Linked DNA regions of Homo sapiens: region 1 is linked to region 2. Evidence: chromatin loops called from intact Hi-C (ENCODE). Cell type or tissue: Calu3. All regions are shown on one strand. Each heading gives the region's core, and the rest is flanking DNA. Links, peaks and the distances in the headings are about the cores only. Region 1 holds the start of LOC105371006 (a long non-coding RNA gene). Region 2 overlaps LINC02253 (long intergenic non-protein coding RNA 2253).

The links. A loop is a pair of places that touch in the nucleus more often than their neighbours do. Peaks named below come from ENCODE experiments on the same cell type or tissue, not always from the same donor. Only the 100,000 strongest peaks of a DNase experiment are listed, where the experiment ranks them.
Region 1: a loop joins it to region 2, with 3 times the contacts of the local background. A loop is called at or near these places in 4 of 110 quality-filtered maps.

What each region holds. Positions count from the first base shown.
Region 1 is chr15:97,311,257-97,322,130 of GRCh38, forward strand. The region is part of intron 3 of LINC02253 (long intergenic non-protein coding RNA 2253); the gene reads left to right. LOC105371006 (a long non-coding RNA gene) reads right to left here and starts at 8,065. Exons shown (of 4, transcript NR_188334.1): 1 at 7,980-8,065; 2 at 6,388-6,440; 3 at 716-794. In Calu3, for the core only: no CTCF peak of the experiment used is centred there; a DNase peak (open chromatin) is centred at 5,305.
Region 2 is chr15:97,239,924-97,250,797 of GRCh38, forward strand. All of the region lies in intron 2 of LINC02253 (long intergenic non-protein coding RNA 2253), which reads left to right. Among named protein-coding and RNA genes, the nearest start is that of LINC02253, 11 kb to the left of the region's middle. In Calu3, for the core only: a CTCF peak has its summit at 6,055; a DNase peak (open chromatin) is centred at 6,048.

The DNA.
Region 1 (10,874 bases), core at 4,078-6,577, 71 kb after region 2:
TTTTTTCTACATCTTCCTAACTCTACCACCAATTCCATATATTACATAACTTTCTAAAATAGATCATATCATACTCCTACTGGAAATCTTGAATATTTTCCCATTGCTTTTAGCATCTTAAGCCATACTCCTGGGAACAGCATAGCAGGTCCTTCATAATATGGCCCAAACCCATTTTCATCTTGTACCTCTTCCCACTGCCCACAGCTCTCACAAAACAGAGCTGCAATTATTCTCAAGAAAAGATTCACATTTTCATGTCTATGCTTCTATCCACATGGAAATTGATCCTGGATATGACACCCGTTTCTCCAACTAACAATGTTATTTCATCCACCAAATATATTCTTGTTTAGGAAGAATTTCCCTAACACTGCCAGCTGACTTTGTCTCTTCCTTGTGCATGGTCTCCTAGTACAGTATTCATAATTTTGCCATCGTTGTTAGCTCACTGTATTGTATTTATTTACTTACTCATTCTGCTTCCTCAGAGACAAAGGCAGCCTCACAAGTGATGTGAGCTTCATTTTTGTCTTCAGCAATTGACATAGTGTCTAACCATAAGCAGGTTGTCAATGAAGTTCTTTATTATTAAAATAAATTAATCTTCATTGTTTTATTGTTTACATAATAACATAAAATTGAAAGGCTAGGACAGTTGCTGGAAGGTTAACTGGAGGTTCATAATGACCTTTCAAAGGTTCACACTGCTTACCTTGTACAAGGAAAGAACCAGAAGAAAGTTCTACATTGTTGATAAGAAGCAAGAAATCAGGATTCTTTCTAATCTCCTACTGTGGATAAGAATTACAAAAGGTTCGTGTAGCATGATATCCAGGACATAAAGGATACTCACTACATGGCAGCCAAGAGAAACTTTTAAAAACTAGAGCCTAGGTTAAATCATTGATTATTGGCAGATATGATTTCAAATTATATTTTTAGGCAACAGATGCAACTTATTAATAATTTAATGCTGTAGCAAAGAACTACTGAAAATGAATCAAACAGAAACTCACCCCCTTAGGGTATAATCTAGGGTTGGTATATATTTAGCTCAGTCTGCTTTCTCTAACCACAGAATCTTTAATATTTCTATAATGCTCTATGCTAACCAAAGTGTACGCATGTTTCTTTGCAAAGGTGAACCTCTTGACAGCTTTGGAAAGTGGCTAGGACAAGTGTAACTTTCTTGGTTAGAAGGGAACTGAGTCACAACACAGGAAAAGCTCAAGATCACAGAGCAAGCGAATGACAAAATTGGGAAAAGTGCTTATCTTGTTTTTATTCCAATTTCCTTTCTTCATTTAATGTTATTTCATTCAAAATAACAAAAAAAAGAGCTTTTACAAAATGATGAGCCATTTAAAAAACTTCGCTTTTGCTTGCAGTGTCTAAGAGAGGAAACAGGATTAATACATATAAGTCATGTTTAAACTACAGATGTTTTTAAAAAGGGCATTTTGGATGACTCTCAGTTAAACTAAAAATTCAGTTAAAGTAATCTATTCTGGCTGGTTATGTTTTTACAGTAATAACAACTACAATAAGACCTGACCTTGAATTTCCACAGTGTCTTTCTTTTCCAGAGTTCGAAATGCCATCACAAAAGTGATCTGACATGCTAGTGAGGGGACTGAGAGCATTTGTTGTAGAGAATATCTATTCAGAGTAGGCTGGGCCTGCTATTGACTCTTAAAATTAAGATAATCAATGAATCTGCATTGTGGCTCATTCACTGTCATGCTCAGCAGCAACCTTCATCTGGAGGCATTTAATTCATTTAGTGTTCTAAATATATCATATGCTGTACAAGCCATTTTATAAAAGGAATTCTATGAACTCTACATTAAGCCTTATATTCCTACCAATGCAATATAAATATTAAGGATTTTCTTCCTACTTGTCATGCTAAAGCTAGTGCTAAATGCTTTAGCTAGCAAGTAATATTGAGACACCAAAACACTTAATTTACTACAGGTAACCTTATTTCCTGAGATACTAAACACAGATAAACTTTTCTTTTAACCCCTCAGCTAATTCTTTCTGCCACCCATTCTAACCAGGGAGCATATTAATTACTCTCATTCATCATAAGTTTGGCCTTATGAATAAATAATACATCTACTTTTCTCTAAAAAATGTAATAACTTTTAAGTCTTTCCAAGAAGAGGGTTCCCATCCTTCCTTTAGTTGGAGACACAACCCCATTGACTTAGACGGAAGATCCTAGTGTAACAGGCACATTGTGTTCATTGACTTGCTTGGCCAACTGAACAATCCTTCGCATTCATCAAGCAAACTTGGCCTCTACGTGAATATGGGCACCAGCAAACCTGGCCTCTGTGGAGGATTATAAGGGAATTTCAGATGATTGGTACTCTGCTTCAGTTTAATCGCATCGCTGTAGTTTGGAGGTCAGGTCCTGAGTCAATTAAATTACTTTTGCAAAGTCACAGAAACTGTAGATTTTTTTCCCAAGATTTAAAATAGTGCTGACTACAGAGTAACTAAATAGGAAATAAGTTGTAATAACAATAACAAACTGAGAATTGGAGTGAGGAATGAGTGAAAAATGCAACTAAATAATCAGGCATTCAAGCAGCAGTTTTAAAAATAAAATCGTATGGCCATTTTATATGCCCATTTCATTCTTCTTTGCAGCTATCATTACATATATTTCTGTTATATAAAATATTGGTCACATGGAAAACACGTATATACATTTAAACATATAATATGTTTGAAATAAAATTTAATGAAGTCCCAGAAAATGTTTTATCAGATTCTGAGGCTTTTGGAAGTGTATTCCCAGTGGGAAAGGAAGATGTTAGAAGGCTTTTTGTTTAAACTGTTAAAATTCCAGGATTCTTTCATGAAATGACAGCTAGAACTTTGAACAGAGCTCAGATTTCTTGGCAGAATCTTCAAACTGGAATATGCCTGGGAAGTTCCCTTGATAGCAAAAGTTGTAACCGATCTTGTGACTGAATTTCTGAGAGTTTAAAATATATTTGCTGAGTGTTATTGTCTGTACCGACAATATTATTGAGATATGGCAAGTTTATAACTAGATTAAATTCTAGAATAGAAAGACCTGCAAGTGGCAAAAATCACTGTCCATGATCAGTTTCAAAAAAAGTTTGTTTAAAATTACCTCCTGCTTTAATCATTTAAAAGAAATGAGAGGATAGCAAAGGAAAGGAAAGAGGAAAAAGTACCCATAAGCCAGAAATGTATCCATAAGTTTGATTAGCTATTTCACAGCCATATTATTGCTTCCCTTAATGCTAGTCATAAAAATGAAGAAAGTTGCTTTCCTTGTGGTGTAGTTCAATAGTCAAAATTTGTACCCTCTCAATTTAAATTTATAATTGTTATTTAATCCTAAAAACTTATCTATGGTTACAAAATTGAGGAATACTGCATCACCACTAAGAATATTTTTGATTATCATCATTAGTACCATTGTCATTATTTTCTATCTGGTGAGATGGAGGAAGTAGCACTGCATAAAATCATAAAAGGACCTCTTTATGCTTTCTATTTCTCCTAGGCAGGTATTTATTATAATAAACTGGACTTGCATATACAAACAGAAATCAACATCCTCTTAAAGATATCAATAAGAAAATCTATCATTAATCTGCTTTAGACCAATTATTCTCTATCAAATAGCATGTGAGCAATGCTGTGTTTTCATCACTTAGATTTTTTCATAGTCTGGGTTGGATCCTGTTCTAATCTTGCACAGTTAGAAGTTTTAATGGTTTCCTTATTATTGGTGCCATACATCTTTTCTCTTTTTCTTACTACCCTCCTTTAAAATAAAAAGTTACATCTGTTTATGATATTTATTGATATATAGGCACACATTTATATATAAATATATTATGAGAAATAAAAATAGTTAAACTATCCATGTGGCATAAAATTTAGAAGATACAAAAGGATATTTATTAGAAAATAAGTCTATTTTTCTCCTTGCTCACCAGGCATCCAGATTCCCAGAAACTGTCATAAGTTTCTTGGATAATTTTTTTTAAAACTTTCAATGCATTTGCAAGCATAAATGTGTATGTAGTTATAGGTGAGTTTATACATTTTTAATACTCTCAGGCATTACACAGTTTTCAGTAATGTGTATGTGTGTGTAATCATAGACACAGATTTTAGAGATGATTCCCTAAAACAATCTAAAGATTTGTCTCATTATTTTTAAAGTTGGCACAGCATTCCAATGTAACTATAACCTCAGTATTTTAAAGTGCTTTCATTTGTCTCATGATTCTTGCCCTAAATCCAGTCTTTCTTAAATTAAGACTATGATTATTTTGTTTGCCCTATCTTTATAGAGGATCTCCCTCCAAATTGAATAAACTAATAGTTGTATTTTTATTCTTAGATTTAAGGATTTACTGAGCATAAACTTTCATGTTGTTGAATATATTGTTGGTTGTCTACCCAATGGCCATCCCCTACCCCTTTTATTTCCTTTGTCTCATGATAGAAGCAGAAAATTCTGGCTACTCCTCTCTAGATTCCTGTAGGGCAGAAGTTAGCTATGTGAGCAAGCAAGTCCCAGTAAAAAGAATGTCTTCCAGGAAAGTTCTGGGAAGCACTGTTTTCAAAGCTAAATGAAATGGTGTGCATGAGGAAATCCATGATGATCTTATTTCTTTGAAAGATGCATGTGAATGAAATGCTTGGAACTACCTTGCATCCTTGATGTGACAAGGCTGCAGATAGCATGATAAGGGTGTCTGTGTGAAAAGAGGAACAAAGTTCTCTTTGAGTCACAATTCCACATTCATTTATCTCCAGATTTCTTGTTATGTGTGAAAAATAAACTTTATATGACTTTTAGTTGGACATTTTGTTACTAGCAAAGACATTTGAACTGACAATGTCTCTAACATACTGCTAAGCACTGTGCATATGCTCTTTGTATCTGTTTAAGATAGACACCATATTTTTCTGTATTACTCTTGCAGTTGTTTACTTGTTGAGTGTTGTTGTCTATTTTTTTGTTGTTGTTGTTGCTATCAAGGAATACCTGAATCTGGGTAATATATTTTTAAAAAGTGGCTTATTTGGCTTATAGTTCTGCAAGCTGTATAAAATACATGGCACCAGCCTCTGCTTGATTTCTGGTGAGGGCCTCAGGCTGCTTCCACTCATGGTAGAAGGCAAAGTGGAGCTGGCTGTGCAGAGATCACATGGTAAGAGAGGAAGCAAGCGAGATGGGGTTAGGTGCCAGACTCCTTTCAACAAACAGCTCTCTAGAGAGCACTTAGAGAACTAATAGCGGGAGAATGCACTCACCTCCAACAAGAAAGGGCATTAATCAATCTGTCACTGAGAGATCCAGTTCCATGACTCACACACCTCCCATTAGGCCTCACCTCCAATTTTGGGAATTAAATTTCAACATGAGATTCGGAGGGAATAAACATCTAAAGTATAGCATTACCTAACAGACATTTTTACTGGAATCTTGTGTTAAAAGTTACTTTGGTTATGATCGCTTATAACCATTAGTGAATAATATCTGTCTTTATACTCTGTGATAAAATAAAGATAATAGCTATTAGCAGAACTACTGATGACTTTTTAATAACAGACTTTAAAATTCAAAAAATATTTATGAATAGGAGTAAAATATTGCTACATAAAATTTCATTCTCCCTAATTCTCTTTATCTTGGCAAAAAGGCTGATTTCCTTTGTGAAATGAAAATGCCTAAGAAGCATAAAAGACCATAATGACATGGCTTTTTAAAATTGTGTTTTATGATACTAATGCATTAAGTGCAAGATAAGCTGCATTTATGGGGTTTCTTTTAGTATTTTGGAGAGACAATACTCATTAAAGGTCAATAACATTGCTTGTTTTTTAAAATAATAGAATGTATTTTATGTCAGTCTTTTTCTTAAGAAATGGAATGAAGATATTAAGAAAAAATGTGATTTCAGTAAAAGTATATCTGACTTCTGTCTCCTGAATACCTATAGACTTTGGAAGGGATACCGAGCAGTGATTTGGCCAGAAGTTCTGGCTAGGTACTCTCCAGCATGATGATATAAAACAGGAAGTGCTGACATGGCAAACCCCAGACAAGTCTTTTGGAAAAAGAAGAGTCAAGTCTCAGCCACAAAAATCAGCACATAGCATAAGGGCAGGGGCATCTGGATTTCTCCAAGAAGCCATGGCCAACCTCAGACAAGATTTGAATGGGGTATAGGTCAGAAACAAGAAAGTATGTCCTGGATGTTTACTGTGAATAATTCTATCTGCAGGCGCGTAGATGGCAAATGAACATGCTAGAGTGCAATAACAAAACACAGTCTAAGCAAAAAGGAATTCTGCATTCAGAAATTGACTTACGAAAGGATCATGCTTTATGGATAATTCTTCAGACCCTCACTTTATTCTGTTCTCTGAAATGGTAGAGATAAACAGTGAAACAAAGCAAAATACAAGGAAATATATACCATATCTTATAATAAAAGTCAAAGTGAATAGCTACTCTACAAGATCCACTTCATGAGGAGCTGGATGGTAGCCTCTCCATCTAGAAAGAGGTCAGATGTAAACAACAAGGATTGTTGGATAAAAGTGCCATTGAATAATTTTAAAGGAAGAATTAGATGGGACTAATGCAGTCACTTCGTATTTGTTTGATAGTCATGAAGCTGTAAAATTCACTGAGAAAGAATGCACAAACATTCTATTGCAGTTAATTATGTAGCAGTACTATGAAAATAACTATTAAATTTTAGAGTCATAAATATTTTTACTGCTACAATTAGACAGTGGAAAAGAATTGTTACTATTCACTGGCATTCTTCAAAGTTAATCTCCATGATTCTGTTTTATAATGCATTTATGACAGCATAATCTCATCTCCACTATGTAAATTGAGTTGGATCTTATTTTCTTCTTTCATTTGCGGCACATTTTGCTGGTGGTGGCTGGATGAATGTTTAGGGGAAAGATGGTTTTGTTGCCCTCCAGCCCTTGAATGTCTGGTATAGCACAATCAGGGAATCGGTGTCACATTAAAGCAATTCTTATAATATAATCAAAGTTCTCGTGTTGTACTCTCCTTCAGATGAAACAAACTAATGAAATATATTGACCCTGTTCACGCACTTCTGAAGCAAAATGACTAAGAGGTATCGAGACGACATGAAATACATTGACATTGATTGTGAAGTCGGCATTTCCCAGTCACATTGGGGGCTGATTAAAGTGTCACATTGACAACGTAGCCCCTTTTGAACAGGAAATTAATACCAGCTTGGTGGCAAAAAGATTCTTCTTCCAAAAGGAAACTTGCATCGTCTTTAATGCTTCTTAGTAGAAAAAAAAAAAAAAAAAGAGGTCACATATTTTACACTAGCGTGGCCTTCAGTTTTCTTGTTATGAAATAATAATCAGGAATGTCAACACTGTAGTTACGTTAAAAAAAATAGGATGCTGGCCTGTTGCGGTGGCTCATGCCTGTAATCCCAGCACTTTGGGAGGCTGAGGCAGGCAGATTGCTTGAGGTCAGGAGTTCGAGACCAGTCTGGCCAATATGGTGAAACCCCATCTCTACTAAAAATAATAAAAAATTAGTCGTGCCTGATGGCGTGTGCCTGTAATCCCAGCTACCCGGGAGGATGAGGCAGGGGAATTGCTTGAACCAGGGAGGTGCAGGTTGCAGTGAGCCGAGATCGCACCACTGCACTCCAGCCTGGGTGACAGAGCAAGACTCTGTCTCAAAAAAAAAAAAAATTAGGATGCCTATTGTGTTTAATGTTTATTTTGGTTATGAATAATACTAACAAATGAAGAGACAAAATAGAAATTTTTGAATCTTTCACTAACTCATTTGAGTGGGAATTTAGTTTAAATGCTAAAAGATTAAAACATGAATATTATGTAAATATGTAAGCTTTATTTCTTATATATAGGATAAGAAAAGAACATACGTAATAATTCTTAAATTCTGGTTGTTTGATGTTGTAGCCACACATTTAATTTCATTGGCAGTAAATTTCTGTTTGTAGAAGCTACCACTTACCACTGTTCTAGAATTCATAATGTAAAAGAATCTCCAAGATAAAGATCAAAGTGTGGACACACCTGATTTGCTAAGCGCTAACATCCTGTTCCCCCTTGTCGGGGGGAAGGAAATTATTACTCTAAGTTTCAGGTTTTCCATTGCTTCATTAATTTCCCTTCCACCCTTGTTTAATAATTCACTCAGTAGATAATACAATGTTGGCATACCTTACCTTAGTAGATGAGTAACTGTTGGTTGTGTACGAGAGGCATTTTGCTAGGTGCTCTCTGGCAGAAGTCGTATGGGAGGGATGAGACAGATGAAAAAGGTGGGATGAGGAGGCGTGTGACTAGGGCTGTCTTTCTGAAAGTCCAGCCATGGTAAAATCAAAAAGTAGGCATGCAGGCCTGAGCTCCTGTTGCCTGAATCAGAACCCAGATTCAGCATTGTTCCTACATTATTTACCTTCCCCTTTGCTGACCTTTTGTCGCCGTCACTACTGTGCTACAAAAATTGGATGGCAGTTTCCATCTGTGGTTGTTCTCTTCTCTTGCCCTTTCCCGCAAAATGGCCTCTGGTTATAATTTGATAGTTTTTGTCACTGCGTGTAATAACGAAGAGAGTAAGTATTAGGAATCAATATTTCAGTCCACCCCCAGCCCCATTACAATTGCTCTCCACTTTGAGTAGATTTTATTTGGACCTCCCTGCTTCTCTTCTTACTAATTTGCTTTAAAAGCTCACTGTCTAGCTGATAAAAATGCCTGCTCTACTTCTAAATGCACACACATAAGCACAGAGAGCTGTTTTCTTCATCTGCTAATTTGTAATACTAGAGAGAAAATGAAAAATGATAAAAAAGAAAAAAACTCAAAGGAAATACAGCTTCTTATTCTAGTTATGCCTTCAATACTTCCAGCCTTCAGAATTTAGATTCCACTAACACATAAGTTCAGGCTTCCCAGTATGAGTTGAGAGAATATAGTTTGTTTTTTTTTTTAAAGTGCAGTACAGCTGCTGTGAGGAGTGATACTAAAATATTCTGATAGTTATCCTTAGCTCTGACAGTTAAAACAAAATTTATTGTTGAGTTTCAGGAGTTCTCTATATGCTCTGAATATTAATCTATTTTCTGATGTGTGAACTGCAAATATTATTATCTCCCATTCTGTGGCTTGCCTGTTTACTCTGTTGATATTGTCTTTTGATGTATAATTTTTAAAAGTTTTCATGAAGTTCAATCTGTCTATTTTTTTCTTTGGTTGCCTGCACTTTTGGTGTCATAGCCAAGATCTCATTGTTAAATCTAATGACATGAAGCTTTCCCCCTGTGTTTTCTTCTAAGTCTTTTATAATTTAGCTCTTAGGAGCTAAATTAGGCTGTGGATCTGTTTTGTGGACAAAGGACTTGATTAGTTGTTTCTCCAAACATATACAAACAGCCAGTGAAGATACAAAAAGATGCTCAAAAACCACTAATCATGGGGGAATGCAAATCAAAACTATAAGATCCTACTTCATATACATTAGGATTGCTATCATAAAAAACACATAAAATAACAAGAGTTTCTGAGAACATGGAGAACTTGCAACCCTTATGCAATGCTGTTGGGAATGAACAATGGTACAGCTGGGATGGAAAGCAGTATGGTGGTTTCTCAAAACATTTAAATTAGAATTACCACATGATCCCTAATTTTCACCCCATAACCAAAAGTATTAAAATCAGGGACACTATATTTGTACCACTGTGTTCATAGCAGCATTATTAGCAATAGCTGAAGGTAGAAGCAACCCAGGTGTCTGTCAGAAGATGAATAGATAAACAAAATGTGATCGTAGATAAAGTGGAATATTATACAGCCATAAAAAAGAAGGAAATTCTGACACATGCTACAATGTAGATGAAGCTCGAAGACATTGGGAAAAGTTAAATAAGCCAGGGACAAATGTGGATGATAGCACCAAATGAAGTATTTGGAGTAAAGTCAGAAAGAGAAAGCAGAAGGGTGGTAGCTAGGAACTAGGGGAAACGTAATAAGAATTTATTGCTTAGTGGGTACAGAGATTCAGTTTTGTGAATGCACTTCATGCCATTGAGCTGTGTACTTAAAAATGATTAAAATGGTGAATTTTGTGTAACGTGTCTTTTAACACAATTTTAGAAATAAGCTGCAATTTAGATTTTGACGAATTCTAGGGCAGGAGAAAGGTTAGCTCTTTGGTTAATTAATCAATCAATAAATTCATTCTGTACTCATTATTTATATTACTAGATACGCTAAATATAAAGAATTTAAAGTGTGAGATAAAATTGCTGTGCTCTGGGTCTTATACTCTGAAGAAGAATCAAGTAAAGAAGCAGTTACTAAATATAAAATTTGAAGATTATGGTATATACACTCCAGAGGCCCCTGTAAAAGATGATCTGTTGATATAATAGAAATCCTATCTTAATTTATTTTTAATATAATTTTTATATATAACTCATATATCATGTAATTCACCCATTCAATGTGTAATATTTTCAGTATATTCAGAGTTAAGCAACCATCACCACACTCAATTTTAGAACATTTTCACACCAAAAAGACATTTTCTACTCATTTGCAGCTGCTGTTCATTTTCCTTAACCCTACCTCCGTCCCTGGCACAGACATAGGTAACCTCCAAACAACTTTCTGCCTCTATCTACTTTCTATTTCTTTAGATTTGCTTATACTGGACATTTCACATAAATGAACTCATCCTGTATATGGTCTTTTGTGACCAGCATCTTCTACTTCGCATATTTTTAAGTTTTATCCACATTGTAACATGC
Region 2 (10,874 bases), core at 4,511-7,010:
ATAGTATGCCAAGATCTTACAACTAGGTAAGTTAGAGTAAGATGGAGTTAATTAGAGTTAGGCTTAGTTGGGGCTGGATAGGGTTAGTAAGTGTCAAACTCAAGCAGTCTGACCCAGATCCGTTGCCCTTAACTACTCTCAGCCACATGCTGGTTAAGGATGTGGTTTACGAAGACTTCCCTGTCCCTTCTGTTTTGATAATATAACATTAATAATAGCTAACAGATTTAATCATGCACCAGGAACTGTATTAAACATTTAACTGTTTATCTTATGTAATTCTTATAACTGTTGTATAAAACATGCCAACTTATTAACCCCGTGATATATATGAGAAAACTGAGATACAGAAGATTGAAGTCCGTACTGAAACTCACACAGCTAGTAAGAGTTAATTCTGGAATATGAATCTAGATCTGACTCCAAAAACAGTTGTCACAACTACTTATTCTGTGTAATCATAGCCTTTGGAAATTTGTTAAATAAATTACAGATGAAAATCCCAGATCAGATCTTGTATTTCATGCTTTTCATTTTCTTCCTTTGCCAAGGAAGACTGTGGAAAAATATTGTTCCTGAATCCCTGTGCTTTTGAGAGCTAAATAGGTGTACCTATGATTCATCTACAACATTCATTATGACCTTTAAAAATAGCTCCTTTCATTCACTTCTTTTAAAAAAATGTTCTAAATAAACAAAAATTATACATGGATGAATTTTTTTTCCTCAAACACTAATAAAGCTCAATTGCCCTATTTATATAGCATTTTTCCCTGTATTGATCAAGACAATTGAAAGAAAATACATATGCAAGAATGGCAGGTTATATATAATAATATACCAGTTGAATACTCCAAAAACTGAGAGTTAGAAATACCACAATCAAAATGGAAGATTTGTACACTCAAATGATTTCTTACATTGTCATTTTTCTTTGAAGAAATAAGTTAAATATTTCTTTATGAACTATTTGCCACAAAAGGAATTGCTAATAAGTAAATGCTATACGTAATCTATCTCTTGAATTAAAATTTTAAACCATTTACAGTGAGTTTTCTCATTTTCTTTATGTTCTTGACAACCTTTTCTCCAAATCATTGAAAATGTTGGTATGGGGCTTTCAGATTCTGATTTTCCTGTCTGTAATAAGTGTATTACCATATGTCAATATTTCCCTATAATGCACTATCATTAAGCAAAATATTAATATTTTTATCATCAACCAACTTTTCATTTTCAAGTATGTTTGGAAAGCTTTGAATACCAGTTGATTTTTCTTTTTATTTTTAAATTTCTTTTAAATTTATCTTCTAAAGGTTTATAAATATTTTAATTTAAAAAATTGACAGATAACATTGTATTTTTTGTTGTGAGCCACATGATGTTTTGAAGTATTTATACATTATGGAATGGTTAAATCTATCCAAGTAACAAATACATACATCTTCCCATCCTCCCGTGTGCTCTAAATCCCCAGTCTCTGATAACTATAATTACACTCTGTTTCTATGAGATCAACTATTTTCGAGTCCACATATGAGAAAGATCATGCAGTATTTGTTTTTCTGTGCCTGGCATATTATACTTAGCATAATGTCCTTCAAGTTCATCCATGTTGTTGCCAATGGCAGAATTTCATTATTTTTTGTTGTTGTTGAATTGTATTCCTTTGTGTGTATGTACCACATTTTCTTTATCCATTTATTCATCAATGGGCACTTGTGTTGTCTCTATATCTTGGCTATTGTGAATAGTACTGCAATAAACACGGGAAGGTGGATATCTCTTTAATGTACAGATTTCATTTCCTTTGGATATATACTCAATAATGGGGTAGTTGGATCATATGGTAGTTCTATTTTGAATTTTTTGAGGAACCTCCATACTGTATTTCATAGCAACCGTATCATTTTACATTACAATCAACAGTGCATTTTACATTACAATAAACAATTCTAAGTTCTCCACATCCTCAGCAATACTTGTGTTGTTTTCCATTTTGTTTTGTTTTCATAATGGTCATGCTAACAGGTATAAGGTAAAATTTTCTTGTGGTTTTGATTTTTATTTCCCTAAGGACTAGTGATATTGAACATCTTTTTATATTCTCATTGGCCATTTGTGTATCTACTTTGGAAACTGTCTATTAAGTCTAGTGCTAATTTTTAAATTTGACTAATTGGTGTTTTTTGATGTTGAGTTATAGGAGTTTTTGCGTACTTGTGAGATTTATCCGTTATCAGATATGTGGTTTGCAAATTTTCTCTCATTCTGTCGGTTGCCTTTTAACTCTGTTGATTGTTTTGCTTGCTGCACAGAAGTTTTCAAGTTTGGTGCTATCATTTATCTATTTGTGCCTTCTTGCTAGTGCTTTTGATGTGGTAACCAAGAAATCATTGCAAAATCCAATGTTACAAAACTTTTTTTTCAACTTTGTTTTTCCCTAGGAGTTTTATGGTTTCAGGTTTTGAGGCCTTTAATCCATTTTGAGATAAATGTTGAATATGGTGTAAGGTAGGGTTCAAATTCATTCTTCTGCAAGTGAGTTCTACTGCTTGAGAAGTATCACTTTAGTTCACACTAAATATTCCCCGAGTAAATATCTACTTTAATAGTACTATAGTTGTATTTAAAATAACATTAATTAATAAACACATTAAGAAACTAGACATGAACAAAAATATCTAGAGTTGACTTATCCTTTATAAACTCCATTTTCTTCTTGAAAACAGGCACAATACAATAAGCAATTGCATTTTCAATAACAAACTCAAGCATTACGAATATACGTTAACTTTCCTACAGCTATTTGTTGAAGAGACTATTCTTCTCCATTACAAAGCCTTAGCAGTTTGTCAAAGATCATTTCATTATAAATGTTAACAGTTTTTGTAAAGCATTTTTTTCTGTTTTGTTTCATAGACCTATTGGTCTATCTTTATGCCATTACCATACTATATTGATTATAGTAGCTACGTAATATGTTTTGAAATTAGGAAATACGAGGGCTCCAGGTTTTTAAAATTTTTCTCAAGATTGTTTTGGCTATTTGGAGTCATTTTTTTTATTTCTGCAAAAATGTCATTGGGATTTTCACAGAGATTGCATTGAATCTGTAGATGACTTTGGGTACTATGTGCATTTTAAGAATATGAAGTCTTCCAATCCGTGAAAACAGGATGTCTTTCTATTTACTTATATTGTCTTTACTTTCTTTAGGCAATATTTTGTAGTTTTAGTGTACAGGTGCTTCACCTTCTAGGTTATAGTTTTTCCTAAGTATTTTTTCTTTTTGATACTATTATAAATGAATATTATTTTCTTTTCAGATTATTCATTGTTAATGTATGGAAATGTAATTGATTTTTGAATGGTGACTTGTATCCTCAACTTTGCTTAATACAGTGATGCCATTTGGTCCTGTGCTTTTCTTTGCGGGGGAATTTTTATTATTATTACTGATAAATTACTCGTTCGATCTCATTAGTTATAGATTTTTTATTTTTATCTCTTCATGATTCAGTCTTGGTTGGTTGTATGTTTCTATAAATGTATCCATTTATTCTATGTTATTTAATTTGTTGGCCTACTATTGTTCATATAGTTGTCTCTTATGATCCCTTTTCTTTCTTTTGCATTGGTTGTAATGTTTCCTCTTTTATTTCTAACTTTTGCTAACTGGGTCTCTACTTGTAGTCCAGCTAAAAATCTGCCAGTTTTGTTAAACTTTTCAAAGAACACACTTCATTTTATGGATTTTTAAATTGTTTTTCTATTCTTTGTTGAGTTTATTTCTGCTCTATTCTTCATTATTTCCTTCCTCTGCAAACTTCGGGTTTAGTGTTCTATATATGTCTGTTGGTCTAATTTGTTCATAGTGTTGTTCAAGTCGTCTATTTTCTTGTTGATCTCTCTGGTTGGCCTATCTCTTATTGAAAACAGGGTATTAAAATTTCCTACAATTATTATGTTGCTGTCTATATATCTCTCTATTTCTGTCAATGTTTGCTTCATATATATAAGTGCTCTGCTATTAGGTGCATATATAGTTACAATTGTTATATCTTCCTGGTGAATTAAACCTTTATAACAATATATTGTACTTCTTTGTCTCTTGTGATAGTTTTTGACTTAAGGCCTATTCTGTCTGATATAAGTATTGCCAACCCTCCTCTCTTTTGATTAAAATTTGCATGGAAAAATCTTCCATCTTCTTGTTTTCAACCTATGCATGTCTTTTTTATTTAAAGTCAGTCTTTTATAAACAACATATAGTTGGATCTTGATTTTTTAAAAATTTATTTAGCTACACTGTGTCTTTTGATTGATGAGTTTAACCCATTTATACTTAATTACTGAATTATTATTTCCATTTTGTTAATTGTCTTCTGTATGTATGGTATTAGTTTGGTCCCTCTTGTTCTCTCTTGCTGTCTTCCCTTGGGTTCATTGATCCTTTGTAGTGTCATGCTTTTATTTCTTTCTTAATTGATTTTGTTCATCTTCTATAAGTATCTTCTTTGTAGTTATCATGGGGATCCCATACAACATCGAGAATTGTAGCAATCTATTTTAAAATGAGAACCGCTTAGCTACAATTATATACAAAACTACTCTTTCAGATCTCCTTACCACATACTTGTTACTGATGTTACAAATTACATTTTAAAAAATATTTTGTATTCATTAACATTGTTTTACAGTTGTAGTTATGCTTATATTGCTTACATTTTTTACTTGAATTAAAAGTGCTGTATGCAACACCATTACAATATTATAGAATTCTGTATTTATCTCTATATTTGGCTTTACCAGAGAGCTTTATGTTTTTCTGTGCTTTTATGTTGCTACATAGTGTCCTTTTTGTTCAACGCCAAGGACTGTCTTTGGTAGTTTTTATGTAGGTCTGGTAGTGATGAACTCCCTCCACTTTTGTTCATCTGGGAAGTTATTTCTTTTTGGTTTATGAAAGATAGTTTTGACAGATACAGTTTTTATGTTTGGCTGCAATTTTTATTTATTTTTGCCTTTTGAATGTATCGTCCCACTCACTTCGGCCTCTAAAGTCTCTGCTAAAAAACCCACTGATAATCTTATGGCAGCTCCTTTCATGTGATGAGTTGCTTTTCTCTTACTAGTTTCAAGTCTCTCCTTTCACTTTTGTCAGTCTGAATATAATGTGTCTTGATTTGTACCTATTTGGGTTTTTCTTAGTTAAAGTTATTTGAGCTTCTTGAATTTAATGTGGTCTGTTTTCTTCCTCACATTTCAGATAATTTTGGCCATTATTTCTTCAAATAAACTCTCTGCTCTAATCTTTCTCTCTTCTCTTTCAGACTCTCACATAATGTGTATATTGGTCTGCTCGTGGGTGCTGGTACATCAATTAGACTTTCTTTACTTTTCTTCATTCTTTTTTCTTTTTATTATTATGACTTGATAATTTCAAATGACCTGTGTTAGAGTTTACTGACTTTTTTTTTTTTTTGCTTTGTGAGATCTGCTGTTGATCTGCTGTAGTGAATTTTTCAATTCACCTATTTTATTTTCCAGCTCTAAAATTACTTCGCTTTTTCTCATGTAGTTTCTATCTCTGTACATATTCTCATTTTGCTCATTTGTGGTTTTTCTGATTTCATTTAGTTGTCTATCTGGCATTCTCTTGCAGCACACTGAGCTTCTGTAAAGCAATGATTTTGAATTCTTTTTTAGATAGTTTGTAAATATCAATTTCTTTAGAGTCAGTTTCTAGAGATTTAGTTTGTTCCGTTAATTGGGTCATGTTCTCCTGTTTCTTCATGTGTCTTCTTATTTTTTGTTGTAATTTTTTTATTTGAAAAAACAACTAACACTTCGAGTTTTTACAGACTGATTTCATACAGGGGAATACCTTCATCAGTCAGCATGACTAGAGATTCAGAGGGCCTCTCAAACATGTTATGGAAATGCATTTTCTCTGAGCTTGTGCATGTAATTTCCAGATTAGAGAGATTTGCTGGTTTCTTTTTTAGGAGTTTGTGGGCTCTTGCTCTCTCTTGTGTCTGTCTGTGGTACTGCAGGTTCTCCAGAACTATATGCCAAGCTCTCTTTTGTTCTTTGCAGTCCCCAGGCATTCAAACTATGACAGCTCCTCATCAGTGCCCTAAGTCACATGAGACAAAAATCAGTCCCTTAGGTAGCCTCTTAAAAAGCTAAAAAATTGGACATATATTCGATTCTTCTCTTTCCATCTCATTGTAAAAGTCATTAGCAGGATACTTTTTCCCAATTGTGGTGAGCTGTTTTGGCCTTTGTCTACAGTGTGACAAGTACTGGCACTTCTGGCACTGCAAGAAGCCACTGAACTCTCTTTTGTACTAAGTGGCTACCAGTTATCCAAAGTATTTTGGTTCTATATCAGTACTCTGAGTCAGGTGAAAAAAATACCAGTCTCTTGGACAACCTTCCAAAAATCACACACACACACACACACACACACACACACACACACACACACGTTTTCTATTCCTGTATTTTTTTCTTTAAGCTAAATTAGAAGATGATTAGTTGCTTCAGGTTACAATTTATATAGGAATATTTTAAATATTTTTAGAGAAATATATTCACTTCATTAATGGATTTGGAAATAGATTCCTGAAATAGAAACTTGAAAAAATACTACACATTTACTTATTTAAAAAATCCATTTTATATTCTGCTTTGTTTTGAGAATGTAGTTTGAGTACAAACCAGATTATTTCTGTAAATATGGAGAAAATGTTCATCTTAGTGTATCAAATATAGTGAAAGAAACCAGAATTCCACTGCTTCAGAAGTATCACTTAAGTTCACATTAAATATTTTTCTGAGGAAATATCCAGTTTAATAATGCTATAGTTATATTTAAAATAACATCTTAATAAACATGATAAGGAACTAGAAGTGAACAAAAATATCCAGAGGTCACTTATTCTTTGCAACCTCGATTTTCTTTTTTTCTTTGTGTGTGTGTGAGAGACCAGAATTGTTTAAATACTCAAATCAATCTCCCCAAGCATTAGGGGAGCAGAGTTTTTAAGGATTACGTGGTGGATTGGGGGAAGCCGGTGAGCCGGGAGTGCTGATTGTTCAGGGATGAAATCTTAGGGAGTCAAAGCTGTCTTCTTGCGCTGAGTCAGTTCCTGGGTGGGAGCCACAAGATCAGATGAGCCAGTTTATTGATCTGGGAGGTGCCAGCTGATCCATCAAGTGCAGGCTCTGCCAAATATCTCAAGCACTGATCTTAGAAGCAGTTTAGGGAGGGTCAGAATCTTGTAGCCTCCAGCTGCATGACTCCTGAACTATAATTTCTAATCTTGTGGCTAATGTTAGTCCTACAAAGGCAATCTAGTCCCCAGGCAAGAAGGAAGTCTGCTTTGAGAAAGGACTCTAACCGTCTTTGTTTAAACTATAAACTATGTTTCTCCCGAAGTTAGTGCAGCCTATGCCCAGGAATGAACAAGGACAGTTTGGAGGTTAGAAGCGAGATGGAGTCAATTAAGTTAGATCTCTCACTGTCTCAGTCATCATTTTGCTATTGCGCTTTCGGTCCCTCCCTTTGGGTTTTATAACACCTTAATCTTTAGGTGTAGGCTATGAAGATGGGAAGAGGCTGTTGATCACTCTAGATTTTTCCTGCTTACAGGGGACATAGCGGGAATGGGAGTGAACCCCAAGGAGAGAAGAGTAGACCTGCTTCACAACTGTCTGAGTGTATTTATGCAGGCTTGGCTGGGCTTGCAAGGCTTGTGTGGTAAAAATATACTTTTATTTATGTTTCAGGATGATATTTAAGTAAACAGCATGTTTATAAGATAAATAACGAGTCCTAGGATGAGGACTACAATTCCCAATTTTAAAAGCAAAGATTTGAAAACATTAGTTTGGAGACTTCTAACCCACAATGAATTTAGAATTTAGTCTAAACTGCAGAAAAAACCTTAAGAACGGTTAACAACAGTGTACTTCAGTTTTTCTTTTGAAGCATACTTTTGTCTCCCTCCAGTCCCCATTTTTATTAAAAACAAATCACAATAGAACTGATTTGTTTACAAAAGAAACTTTAGTCTTACTGTATTTGGCCTGATTATTTGCATAAAGTGCAGCAAGAATAATTATTTTTTACTTAGGTTTTTTAAATTGGCTTTGTTAGAACTCTGTTCCATGAAGAATCTCAGATAACACTTATTAAAAGCCGAGCCCAGCCATGGGTCTGTACCCTCAAGTACCTATGAGTTGGGCAAATTCCTCTCCTCTTGAGGTCCCAAGGTAACTTGGGGTTCCTGGGCCTGTTAGAAAGTGACATTCTTTACTTACCACAGGTCAGGAACCTTGTACAGGTTCCTGTACAGGTATCTTGTACAGGTACTCTATGCGGACAAAGTATGAGGCCAGATGCCCCAATGGGCTTTAATTGGCTCTATAAGTCAACTTTGATTCTTTAAAGGAGGCATGCCATTCCAGTCAAAGCCTTGGTAAAATAACCAATTTCTCCAATTATATCCTGTTACAAAAGAAAACAGATTCTTATTGCACTTATGCAATTAACTGTACTGCCATAAATTGAGAATACTCACAAATAGTTTCCAAATTCTGGAGAAATCAGGTAGAGGGGAACAAATATGCTCCAAATTTTGTTCACAGGAGTATATTTTACTCACTTGTTAAAGTTGCAAATAGCTTTAAAGAAATAAGTTATCTTGACTCTGAAAACAAAAGGATCAGCAACGTTTAACACATCAGATCTCCATGAGACTCCTAGAAGTTTCATTTTTTCCTCTATTCAAATAGCACAATTTTTAAAGTTGTCTGAGACCTGCACTCACAGTCCTATATCTGATTATAAACTGCCTTTTGAAAAGGATCAAAACAAGACAAAATGTCTGTGGATGACAAGTAAATAGCCCCTATTAAAGCTACAGGTGACTAGGAATTTTGGTTACTTCTGTGGCATACAACAATTTTATATAACAATTATTATTAATAATGTACATTAAATCATATCAGAATTATAGAAGTTTCCCATAAATTTTGGAACACATACTAATAATATAATATTTATACAAATACAGTCCAAAGAAAACCAAACACCATTCACTCTTCTATTTGAAAGTTTTCCCTCTCTTCTAATGTCACAATCTCCAGAGTTATTAGTCAGAATCCTGCATTTAAGAGCACCTGTTAAATTTTATAGCTGATTATAAAACCATCTTTTAAAGAGGATGAAAATGAGACAACAATTGTCTGTGAATGACAAAAACACTTTTAGGCCAGCTGCAGTTAAAGACATGGTTGACAAGTAAATTTTTTACCTCTGTGGCACACAGTCATTTAACATAATAATTATAATTATTACAGATAGATAACATATACTAAGTCATATTAGAATTATAGGAGTTTTACTTAATTTCAGAACATACGCCTATAACACATTTACACAAATATAACCCAAAGAAAGCCAAACACCATTTCATATTTGGCAGTGCTTCCTGTATGATTTCTATACAAAATGAGCCAAATGTCATTTTTGGACTTTAGAGAACCTAATATCTAAAAGATTAGTCCAGAAAGAGACATACTTTATAATTTGATTTTGGAAAGTTTGTCAAATATCAAAGGTTTAAAACACTTGATATCACAAAATAGAATCCCAGGTTACCTTAAGTCATTCATTTTGGCCAAAATGATAACTCTAAATAAGCTTTAAAAAAGAAAACCTTTACTCTAGTAGAGGAGACTTAGCTTTCCAAGCAACATCCAATAAAGGTAGCATGAGGCTAAATTTGTCTTTTCTCTCTCCTCCTTTTTTTCCCTGCCATTTACCCATGGGAGAGAAAGCAAAAGTCTTTCATTATCTTTTAATGTTACACAAAAATCGTCTTCAAAAGAGAAAAACAAATTTCATGTTTGCATTAGTGCATCCTTAACGTAAAAGCTAGTTTTTTAAATAAAATTTTGTATCTCTGTCCAGTTTTAATTAGTTTGAACATAAGATTTCAATACACTTTTTAGATCCCTTTACAATTTTCCATCAAACAGCAGGTCAATTTTCTAAGAAAACCCTGTTTTTCGGACACATGGGCCCAGATTCTGGCCTTACAACATCATTATCTTAATGTTTTAATCTGCAGATAAAAGCTAAATAATTTCTTTTAAATTTTAGCCAATTTGTTTATACCCACAGAATTTTTTTATCAGATCAATCCTTTTTACAAATCCTTTTTACTTTGCTTAAACCTTCAGTTTTCTTCCGTTACTCTTTTAGGTTAAGACAATCTTTAAAACCCTCTGAACTAGACAAAATTACATTCCCTTTAACAAAAGCCATATTCCTATGCCTTCTTATAATCTTTTACCAAAAACACATTCCCTACACACCTTGTTTGTAAAATTGTCTCTCCAGTGGTCTCAATTGCATGTTACAATGTTAACTCTTAGCAACTTTTATTTTTAGTGAAAAACCTGATAAGTAAGTGATTTTAATTATGTACCAGGGATGGAGCCTAGGAAATCAGACAGAAATGAAGATAAAGTCTGACTCTTTTTAGCATATCTAGAGGGGATGGCTCTCCATATGTCCCCAGGCTTATCTATAATCTAATGCTCCAAAGTAGGTAAATCGAACAATTTTCAAAAGTCAAAGAAATAATTTGACCTTAAAGCATTTAGCAAATCTGATCTCTGACCTTAATTTAGACCAAATGTCTACATTTTCAAGGCTTTTTATTTACCAATAATCTTTAAAAGTGTCTTTATTTCCAAAAGATTACTAAAGTCACGAGAACAAAAGGCATTAAAGTTTCTATTTTTGTGACAAAATATTTAAGTGCTTATCTTTCTAAGCCAATTAATCAGAG